Regions from separate parts of the Mus musculus genome. Here region 1 is linked to region 2. Evidence: chromatin loops called from intact Hi-C (ENCODE). Cell type or tissue: left cerebral cortex. All regions are shown on one strand. Links, peaks and the distances in the headings refer to the core of each region. The heading gives the core; the rest is flanking DNA.

Region 1 (5,363 bases), core at 116-5,115, 63 kb after region 2:
ATATAGCCCAGACTGGCCTCAAATGCGACAATTTTGTTTCAGTCTCCCAAGTGCTGAGATTATAGGCATAAAACACTCTGACCCCATTCCTAGTCTATTTATTTACTACTCAATTTATTTATCAAAATGTTTATTACACTGTGTGTGTGTGTGTGTGTGTGTGTGTGTGCGCGTGCATGCATGCGTCTGTGCCTGTGTGTGTATGCTTGTATGTGTGTGCACTCCCATGTGTTCTATGGCACACTTGTGGAAGCCAAAGGATAACTTGAGGGAGTCGGTTCTCTACTTCTACCATGAGTCCCAGAGCTGAAACTCAGGTTTTCAAATTTTGTGTCAAGCACCTTTACCCACTCAGCCACCTCACAGGACCAGATGCCCACTTTATAGAAGAGAAAATTAACAGATAGTCCAAGAAACTTCCTTGAGGTCACACATATATCGAGTGGTTTAACCCGTGAAGTTCATAGCATGGATTAGACCGTCTCTTTTATAAGACCCCATCAAGGAGAATGGGCAACAGGCCCACAGCATACCAAAGGAGACTGAGGCTGCACTTCTGCAAAGTGAAGGCAGGGGACGGAGAGAAAGCTCCATGCCCTCAGCTCAGCTGGGCCCCTGCTCTCTGACCTTGTTTGTGTGAGAGACATGGGGTAGAAACCTGATGTCCCTGAACAACCCATTCTCTGGGTTGCTCATCCTCTTGTGACTTCATCACTGTCTATCCAGAGCTGTCTTGGTCCTTAGACCAGAGAGCCCTAAGGGCAGGAATGGAGTTTTGTCATTTATGACCCCCCACAGCTGAGCAAGCTTTCTGGTCCTGGGGCAAACTTGTGGGGCCACACCACTCTTTAACAAGCCACCAGTGGAGACAAAGCAGGGACTAGGAAGCCCTTCTGATCTGAGGCCTCTGCACAGAAGTGGATCTAACAGTAGTTCAGAGAGATTGGCCCTCAGGGCCATGGGAAACTTCTCCAGAAGTTTCTGTAGAGAGAGTAGAAGCTTTTTACAGAGGCCTAGGGCTGGACAGATCCAGCCCAGGTGAATGTCCCACGAAGAGGGTACAGGTCGGAAGAGGTCTGAAACCCAGCTCTCAGGGGCAGGTGAGGAGCAGGCTGGTGTGAGGAGCAGGCCCGTGGGCCTGCTGTGGAGGCCTCCCAGACTGGTTTTTGAAAACTCTCTGTACCATAGACAGGCCTTGAACTTGTGCTCCTCCTACTGTAGTCCCCCTAGTAGCTCAAATTTTGAGCTACTGCCCACTGAGCTATATTCCCAGGCTGGGCAATTTGTATTTTTTGAGGTTTGGGGTTATCAGAGGTTTTTGAGGAGGGTGTTTTGGATAATAGTAACAGTAACTAATGTTCATTAGGCATCTACTGTGCTCTGGACATGACTCTCATGCAACCACATGTAATCTAAACCTCACCTCAGCCTGTGTGGTGAGCACTGCGACCCCCCCCCCCATGCCATCTTTTATACGGAGAACCTGAACCACGGAAGTGGAAGCAACCATGTCCATATAGTCAGGGAAGGAAGGGCAGGCCCAGACCCAAAGGCCAATGCTCTTATCCTTTTGAGCTGTAGCCTAAACTTTACCCCATGCAAACATCTTAGCACAGAAGGAACCATCAAGACTGCCTAGTTCCCAGCTTCCCTGAGGCCCGATAATGGGACTGAGTTTCCCAGGAGTGCAGAGCAGAAGCCATGTGAGGCTGGACAGGTGAATCTGGGTTGCAGGAGGGGGTCCATCCTAACCTTCGAGGGTGTCGCAGTGGGTATCATTGTGCTTGGGACAAAATCCAAACTCCTTACTGTGGCCTACAAAGCTATCCTGTGATTGGGCCTTGTGGACTCCCCAAAGCTCCTCCCCACCACCATGCGCTTACTTCTCCCATCACTAGTTTACCACGATGGGATGTGTCTCCATTGCTCTTCCCTCTGCCAAGAATAGCATGCGTTTGACCGTCATGTGGTCAGGCTCCTCGCTGTCAGTGAAACATGATCGCCTCTCTAACTTACCTCCGTGCTCTCATGTTGTTTATTTTCTCATCACAACTATGATGCTGTGATAGTGTGATAGAACTCTTTTTTTTTTTCTTCTTCTGTATTTCTCTCTTCTAACTAATATGTAACATCGGGAGGTTGGGGAAGTACCTTATTTACGATGCTGCAGCCTTGGGCACAACACACACAGCACATGCTGTGTAAGATTTCTTCTGTTGATGGTCTGTCTTCCCCTCACTGTGGCCAGGACTTCCAGACCCATGGAGCCTTAACGTGACCAAAGGATGATGCACTTGTGGTTTCCCAAGGTCTGTGGTTGCCATAGCTATTGTCATGGGCTACCCTTTGCGGGGGAAGATATGAGACTGAGAGGACTGTTGACCTAGCGGGGCTGTGCACCCATCCAGCTTGGCATAGGAATCACAGCTTCCACGATTGCTTGCTTGCTTTCTCTCTCTTTCCCTTTCTTTCTTTCTTTCTTTCTTTCTTTCTTTCTTTCTTTCTTTCTTTCTTTCTCTCTCTCTCTCTCTCTCTCTCTCTTTCTCTCTTTCTCTCTTTCTCTCTTTCTCTCTTTCTTTCTTTCTTTCTTTCTTTCTTTCTTTCTTTCTTTCTTTCTTTCTTTCTTTCTTTCTTTCTTTCTTTCTTCCTTTTTTTTTTTCTGAAGAGAGAGGGCCTATTTAACACTGGGCCTTGGCACCCTCGCGCGGGCCTGGTTTACAACCCGTGCCCAAGAATCACACTCTGAGATTGTTGTGCTGCTGGGCCAGGCTCACCGGCAGGTGGCTGAAATCCAGTCTAAGCGTTGCCCTTCTGACAAGGAAGAGTAGGGGAGGTGGGGTCGCACTGCTAGAGGAGGGGCCTTCTTTGTGCAGAGGCTAGTGGAGCCCAGAGACACTAGATGTGCTGCCTCTGGCGGCAAGGATGACACATCTGGGCCTCCACAGTCCTTGCCCTTCTCTGCAGCAGCAAGGGTTACCTTGCCATGTCTTCAGGGCCCTTGATCTGCTCCTCTGCGGGGTCCAACAGAGAAGGATGAATATGGATAACAGTCTGTGCACCAGACACTCACCTCTCTCAGGATCACACAGTGATAATCACAGATGCACACGGTCGCAGAAAGCGACTCATCTAATCTGAAGCTATGACAGGTCTTGCCCAGCACCCCTAGATTCTCCCTGGCAATGCTTTCAGCCTTCCCGCGCTCTGCGCGTTCACTGCAACGGCTTGTGAGTCTCCTTCTCCCGAGCTCGGGCTCTCCTCCATACGCCTCCTTCTCTCACCCTCTTGCCACCTCCACGGGGAAACCAGGGGGGCCAGAGCCTAGCCGGGCTCGTCCTAGCGTCTACAGCTCTTAGCACCTGCGCGCACACAGAGCAGGATCATGGGGCTCGGACCGAGAGAGGAGGGGACAAGGACAGGCGGGGGAGGAGAAGAGGCGGCGGCGGGAGGAGCGTGGGGCGGAGGCGGCGGCGGGAGGGAGCGCGCGCGCCGGCGGCGGCTGCCCAGGGCCGGGGCCGCGCGCCCAGCCTGAGCCCGCCCCGCCGCCGAGCGTCACCGAACCTGCTTGAAATGCAGCCGGGGAGCCGGGGCGGGCGGCAGCGGTGGTGGTGGCGGCGGCGGCAGCGGCAGCCCCGGCGCCGCGGCAAGGACTTGGCGGGCTGAGGCGCGGCGGCGGCGCGGGGGTCTCGGGGCGCGGCGGCCGGAGCCCCGGGCCCGCTATGGGCCGCCCAGAACTGGGCGCGCTCCGGCCGCTGGCGCTGTTGCTGTTGCTGCTGCTGCAGCTTCAGCATCTCTCCGCAGCGGATCCGCTGCCGGGCGGCCAAGGTGCGTACGGCGCTTCCCGGGCCGGCTCGCAGCCGCCAACCAACAAAGCGCGGCCGGCGGTGGGGGTTGCTGTACGGCGAGGTCCCGATAGAGAGGCTCCGGGGACCCTAGCTCCCTGGATTTGCCTTGGACCTCCTCCCCGCTACCCCCACGGTTTTGGTTACCGAAGCTCTACCCCAGCTCCGGGCACCCTCTTAATGGGGGATGGGCGCCGGGCACCCCCCCCCCGGCCCGTGAACTTTGCGGGGGGTAGTCCTTCAGGGTCTGGGGTTTGGTTTAATTTGACACGCGCGCTCCATAGCGGCGATGAGCGAAGTGGTACAGTCTTTTCTGACAATGCGTTTCCGGGGACCCCTGTGGGCCGAGGAGACTGACAGGTTGTGAAGGGACTGAGCCCCTGCACCGGGTGCGTGTCGCCAGTGTGCGGGGCTTCCCGCAGACTAGGTTTGTGTGGACCTGACTTGGCGTTGTGTGTAAGGGTGAATGTGTCTGAAGGCGGGGTATAGCCACGGGCCGTTAAGCGCTTGTCGGGTCTCGCTGTGCCATCAGTCGGTCCTGCAGTGGAGGACCCGTGGCATCCTGTCCTTTCTCGGAATTAAGGTGCTTGGAGATCCAGAGCTCACCGATATCTCCCCCTTTCCCATACCCGCTGGACTTCTCGGCAGCCAGGGCTGCAGGGTGGGGAGCGGGCTCCTGTGCAGTGACCCAGCTCACCGCCCCCAACCCCCGCAGGGCCAGTCAAGGAGTGTGAAGAGGACCAGTTTCGGTGTCGGAACGAGCGCTGCATTCCCTTGGTGTGGAGATGCGATGAGGACAACGACTGCTCGGACAACAGCGACGAGGACGACTGCCGTGAGTCGCGGCGACCAGGGGAGGGGAAACGGGGGGGGGGGGGGATCATGCTCCGCTGCGCACGTGGCTGCATCCGTCATGGGGCCACCTGCCCCAGGCTGGCGGCCTTGTTCTGGGATGGGTGGCTCAGCTGTCGGCGGGAGCTGGGTGGCAGGCGTGTCCTGCTTAGGGTGGAGCCCAGCGCGGCTTGCTGAAGCTACTAGCCCGAGACTGTGGGCGTGGACGCGGCAGCCCCTGCACACCTCTTAGCTCTATGGATCGGATCCCCAATCTGGGCCTCACTGGGAGCGCGCACTTCAAAGTTCCACGCAGCTCGGGCCACGAGGGGCTTTTCCTTGCTCGGTTTTATGAATGAATGGGCTCCCCGGGGCCACTGATTGGCTGCGCAAGGACCACCCCATAGGCCTGTGGCCGGAGCGGCCAATCCTGGGGCTGACGGTGTGCTGTAAAGGGCTCTAGGCCCTGCCCTGGCCCGCCCCGGCCGCACCCCCGCGCGCATCCTCCGGGTGGTAGGCTCAGGTCCTGGTCACAGTCTGCTGCCTTTCTGCCGAGTCACCCTTCAGAGAGCGTTTTCCTCCTGCCAGCCTAGTCTGGGTGTGAGTCATGGGGCCAACAGCAAGGAGGGGCTCAGGAGGAAGAGTGTGTTTCCTGGAAGCCACCGGAGCAACGGCAGTGAAGGCAGGCCA
Region 2 (5,363 bases), core at 210-5,209:
AGGCAGAAAGCAGCCTGGCTTTACTGAGGAATTTAAGGGGCAGGAAGGGAGGGGCATGTGGTTTGCTCCTCTTAGAGAAAAATATATGTGACAGCTGGTAAGTAGGGGTCCCCTTGGGTTTTGACAGCTCGTGAGACTTGGGCTTTGGACTCTCCTGGGGCAGTGAAGGTCCCTAAGAAGCAGGCTATTGGGTTTTCATTTTAGAGGCATCCTGACAGCAGACACTGGGGCCCTGGGGTTCATACGCCAGGTTGGTTTATATTTTTGTATCTCAAGTGCACAGGGCTGCCACCCTTTAATTTTGCCTTAAAAAGCAACCACTATTTTCTATTTTGACCATCAGGTCAAAGAGGTAGAAGGAGGATAGGGTGGTGATAGGTTTTACAGCCCAGCGTTGAGAGGGAAATAATCTTACAGTGTGGAGCATACCTTAAAATCAGATTCGTGTGCCCAGAACTCAGGGAAGCAGAGGCAGGTGCATCTCTGTGACTTCAAAGCCAGCCTGGCCTGGTCTACATGGTGAGTTCCAGGCCAGCCAGGGACACATTGTGAGAACCTGTCTCAATCAATCAATCAATCAATCAATCAATAAAATGCAGCTTTACAAAAACCTTACCAGTCACCTGCGGACTTTCCCAGTCTTGGCCCAGGTTCTCAGACTGGCAGGGGCTTGGACACAGTCTGAATCCCTCATGGACTCCTCAGAAATGCGTGCAGCAAGCAGCTCACACCCTGAGCTCTTAGAGGGAGGGAGGGAGGGAGGGAGGGAGGGAGGGAGGGAGGGAGGGAGGGAGGGAAGGAAGGAGGGGAGCTGCAGGTAGCTGAAGCAGCCAGAGAAGGTTCTAGCTCTCTGTTCCTTATAAGATGACCACTAACATCTGCTTCTGTTCACACAGAGTGTGGCCTATCTGAATGAGATGTGTGTATATGAATGAACGTGCTGTACACGCCGGGATCTTACAGCCTTGCTGTATACAAAGGACTTCAGGCTGTTAGGTTACCTTTAATCATTTTGGTCCCGCGTGCTTAAATGGTAACATTTTTAAAATGTTGTGCAAAATAAAAAATAATATTGAATTAATTTCACCGGACTCCTTTCACTATTTAAAAAAAAACTAAAGTTAGACACCATGACGTGTGCCTGTGGGCCCAGCTACTCAGATGGCTGAGCTGAGAGGATAATTTCAGACTAGGAGTTTGAGACTGTCTCAGAAAAATCAAATAAAAACTTGGCTGCTATTAATAGAACCATGAGGCACATACGTCGCCTCACATTTATGTCTCCTCAAGCTGGTGTGTGAGCAGAAGCAGAGTGGAGGAGCAGTCGGGGACACGGTACATACGTGTGTGGGGTGCTGGTCCTGACTCCGCTAATGACAAGCAAGGGCTGAAGGTTTTCACAGCTTCAAAGAGGGGTAAGAGTGGATGTCTCTGCAGCCTTCTGGAAAAGTAGAAGCTATGGGGCTGTGTTCATTGTGGGAGGGATGAAGCAGGGGAGTAAGGGTCAGAGAAGTAGCTGAGGAGTGCTACTGGCTTGCAGTGGTCCTCAGGATTTGGGGTTCAGAGAGCTGCTCCAGAAATCTACTTCAAAAGCCCAGCGTGTATCAGGGAGGAAAGTCTGAGACGCCCCAGGGATTGCTGGCACTGGGTCACACAGTTCCCAACTTTGAGTCCCTGACTCTCCTTAGCCAGGGCTCAGCTAGAAAGAGAGTGTCCCATAATGGCTGACGGTTCCCCTTCCTGCCCAGCGCCCCAGAATTCTTTCTATCTGAGCCACAAGACAGGGTGGCCACAGGAACCTGGGGCCTGGTGAATGGTAGGCATATTCTCTGTCACTGAGCCACACTCCCAGTCAGTCTGTGTTCGTAGCTGAGACAGCACACTTGTAGGCTCTGGAGGAACACACCAAAGTGTGCTGTATCCTACATCTGGCGGATCCCACTCAGTTGGTGCTGTGATCGGCAGGTCTCAGCCCCATCTTACAGGAGGGCAAACAAAACCCGGGAAGAGGACAAGGACATGTCCAAAGAGGCTCAGGCATTTCCCAGTGGGCAGACGCATTCTCTCTGCTGACAACAGAAAGAAAAACATCATTTTCAAATTTCTGTGAGCAGAGGCTTTTGGTCCTGGCCTCTCCTCTGAGCTGCACTACCCATGCCCAGGATGATAGCTCGCTCGGCAGGCCTGGAAGTCCTCAGACTTACAGAGCAGAGCAGGCCTGCAGCCAGCCAGCTCCTTGAGGCTCTGTCCACCCAACCCAGGCCTGCGCCCTGGAGGTGCCATTTGTCACTGTGGCCAGCAGGGGGCACTCCAGGACAGTCAACTTCTCAGGCCACGGCCACAGGCATCGCCCAGGAATTGTGTCCTCCATACAAACATTCAACCCAGGGTCCCCATTTTTCTTCTCTTCGTAAGGACTAGACAGCCAGATATCTTGAACACATCAGGTTTAGACAAGTGTTTACCCACCTGATGCCTTGAGCAGGCCTGATGCTTCAGAAGGAACTGTGAAAGTCCCTGACAGAAAAAAAAATTGCAAGATAACACTTAGCTAGGTAGGCAATCCACTTATCAAGGAGCGGGTCAGAGGCTCTTGGAGTTGCAATGAGGGAGGTGCTGATTCAAAGGGCTTCTCAGGGAACCCCTTTAATCATTCACCAGGATGGGGTCTGCATGGGAGAGAATTCGGAATGTCAGAGTCCTGCCCCCTCTCCTCCCCTTTAATATTCACAGGAAGAACTTGGCTCCCTAGACCCAGGAAAAGCCTGAATCCCAGGCCCAGTATGTGGGTTGGGTTCCATCCTAAAGTCAACTCTAAGGTGACTCAGAACTCTCCCACCCCCTGTGCACAGGGGAGAGTAAGGGGCCTGGGGTCCAGGGGCAGGTCTGATCTGGTTATTTCTGGCATTGAGCAGGAGAGCCCACTGTGCAGACACACAGGAGCCAAGTTCTGCACTGAGTAGATAGCGCACACAACACAGTGACTCCCACACCTGCTTAGGACTGGTACTAGTGATGACTGTGTGTGTTGTGTAAACTGTAATCCATGGTGCTCTCACTCGGCAGACCTTCGCAGCTTCCTGTTCACTGCTAGCTCGTTCCTGACTCAAGCAGGGTTGGCTGTTTCCTCTGGCATCCGTTTCTGGGACAGCTTGCCCACCTGAACAGAGGCATGGATGTCTTCCATCTCCTGCCTACCCAGGGCCTGTGGTCTAGGTGATGCCAAGCCACGGAGCTGAGCACATGCCCGGAGTAGACCCCCACACCTTGGGGAGGGGGGTGTCTTCAGAGGACGTCCAGGCCTGCCGAGCAACCTGGGTGACTAGGGGCAGTAGTGCAAGCCAGTCACAGTCCATGAAGCTGTTTGCATCTGTAGGGAAGGCTGCTCTCCCTGTTCTCCGTGATATGAGGAACTTAGAGCCCACTACTCTGACTGCCAACAAACAGCAAAGCACTGAGCCTGGGCTCCCTCAACATGGCTCCATCTCTGGATCCAGCCACAACAGAGGGGAGCCCTCAACCTTTAAGTCCTGTGAGCCAATATTCTCAGTCTTTTTCTTCAGCTTAAGAAGTAAGCTTGTCACGCACAGCTAAAAAGCTCTTGTCTCTTATGGAACCTTTCAGAAGGCCTGAGCTTGGGCAAGTATTAGGCAGATCTGAGAAGAATTTAGCATGTGTCCTCAGTGGGACCCCTGACTGACTGGATCTGGGGAGAGAGCGAGAGAAAGGAACACAGAGTGTGGTACGAAGCCACCAAGGTGTGGCATTCTCAGAGACAGAGAGCAAGGCGTGTGTGTGTGTGTGTGTGTGTGTGTGTGTGTAAGACACCAGTTTGTCTTTTACAAACGACAACTGGTACACTGCTGGGACATCAGGCCTGCTCCAGTGGGCTGCCGTGTAATTGGGGTTCAGAGAGCCCTTGGCCTGGGGTGGCAGGTGCTCAAGAGGAGTACCAAGCAATCTTAAAAAACAGAGACACAGTCCGGGAGAGGGGAGACACAGCCCGGGAGAGGGAGGAGGAGTCCAGAGTCCAGGCCCAGCTGTGTGGAGAGAGGGCGAAAGCCTGGGGTGAAGACAAAAGATTTGGATGGGTCCAGAGAATCCCAAAGGAGTCACTGTTAGTCACTTACTAGCCCAGCTGCCAGCAGCCTGTAATACTGGTAAAGGACTGTGGCTCTCTCAGTCCTAGGACACCCTCAGATGCCACCTGCTTGGGCTGGAAACGTGAGTGAAGGAGGCCTAGACAGGAGCTTGATCCAAATCTTAAAAACAAAGAAGCAAAAAAAAAAAAAAAAAAAAAAAAGCAAACCAGATTGGGCCATTAGGACACCAGCCTGGTGGGTTACCCAGAATGGGCTCCTTTGTCTGGCACCTCTGTGAGGCCTGTCTTCTCCAGTTTGGGGGCCAGCACCCTCCCCCACTCCTTTCTTTGCCTTATGCTGTCTCAAGTCACAGCCAGCAAGGCGCTGGCAGGGAAACAGGTGGCTCACTTTCATTCTCTTTTCTCAAGCCTTTTGCATAGGTGCCCCCTTGGCACCTGACCCCAGCCTGAGCCCGCTCTCTGTATCTCTTCAGCAGTGTCTCCATCCATGAGGCTTCCAGATACCCCCCCCCCCCGTTAACCTGCACACTGTTTGTCCCCTCTTGGATCTCTCTGACCTTCAGACACACAGCCATGGAGTGGCCCACTGGACAAGAGCCAGGATGCCAGGCACTAAAGCCCCCATTTGCAAAGTGGAAGCAGGTGTCTTCGCGTGTACCCTCTCTTTGTGTCCTCTGCCTCTGGATGGGTTGGGGGAGCACTGTGCTCTGGCTGGGTTGTGGGGAGGGGAGCACTGTGCTCTGGCTGGGTTGTGGGGGGGCACTGTGCTCTGGCTGGGTTGTGGGGGGCAGCAATGTGCTCTGGCTGGGTTGGGGGGGAGCAATGTGCCCTGGCTGGGTCGGGGGAGCACTGTGCTCTGACTGGGTGAGTGGGGGGAGCACTGTGCTCTGACTCCCCGTGGTTCTGCTGCTTTGTCTTCAAGCTCAGTGATCCCTTGAAGGCTCTGCGCTGCTTCATTTTAACTCTGCCATCGGCATGGTGTCTGCCATCCGGGCCTTCCACCGACTGCTTCCTGCTCACTCCTCACTGTCCTCCTTTGTCTCCCGCCCTGTCTGATACCGACATCTCCCTCAGTTATACCTCAGAACCAGTTCCCAGGGAGATAGCACGGAAGGGTACAGCCTTGGGGAAGCCGTGAAGACAGGAGAGCGCTGCCCCCTTGAACGGGGTAGCATCCCTCTAACAAAGGCTAAGGAAGCTCCTTCCGGGGGAGGACAGGACAAGAGCGTCCCTCCATGAGGCCTTCAAATTCTGCTGGTGT

The links. Hi-C counts contacts between places; a loop is a spot of excess contacts. Peaks named below come from ENCODE experiments on the same cell type or tissue, not always from the same donor. Only the 100,000 strongest peaks of a DNase experiment are listed, where the experiment ranks them.
Region 1: a loop joins it to region 2, with 5 times the contacts of the local background. A loop is called at or near these places in 7 of 42 quality-filtered maps.

Annotation. Positions count from the first base shown.
Region 1 is chr4:107,798,694-107,804,056 of GRCm38, forward strand. It overlaps Lrp8 (low density lipoprotein receptor-related protein 8, apolipoprotein e receptor), which reads left to right and starts at 3,566. Exons shown (of 20, transcript NM_053073.3): 1 at 3,566-3,825; 2 at 4,558-4,677. The coding sequence starts at 3,720. Lrp8os3 (low density lipoprotein receptor-related protein 8, apolipoprotein e receptor, opposite strand 3) reads right to left here and starts at 3,371. Exons shown (of 2, transcript NR_168096.1): 1 at 3,071-3,371. In left cerebral cortex, for the core only: a CTCF peak has its summit at 2,784; DNase peaks (open chromatin) are centred at 2,827, 3,392, 3,807, 4,357 and 2 more places; H3K4me3 peaks cover 2,231 bases; H3K27ac peaks cover 2,169 bases.
Region 2 is chr4:107,735,817-107,741,179 of GRCm38, forward strand. The region is part of intron 3 of 1700047F07Rik (a long non-coding RNA gene); the gene reads left to right. Among named protein-coding and RNA genes, the nearest start is that of Gm12907, 21 kb to the right of the region's middle. In left cerebral cortex, for the core only: a CTCF peak has its summit at 2,298 (motif pointing right); DNase peaks (open chromatin) are centred at 1,245, 1,728, 2,303 and 2,990; H3K27ac peaks cover 1,228 bases.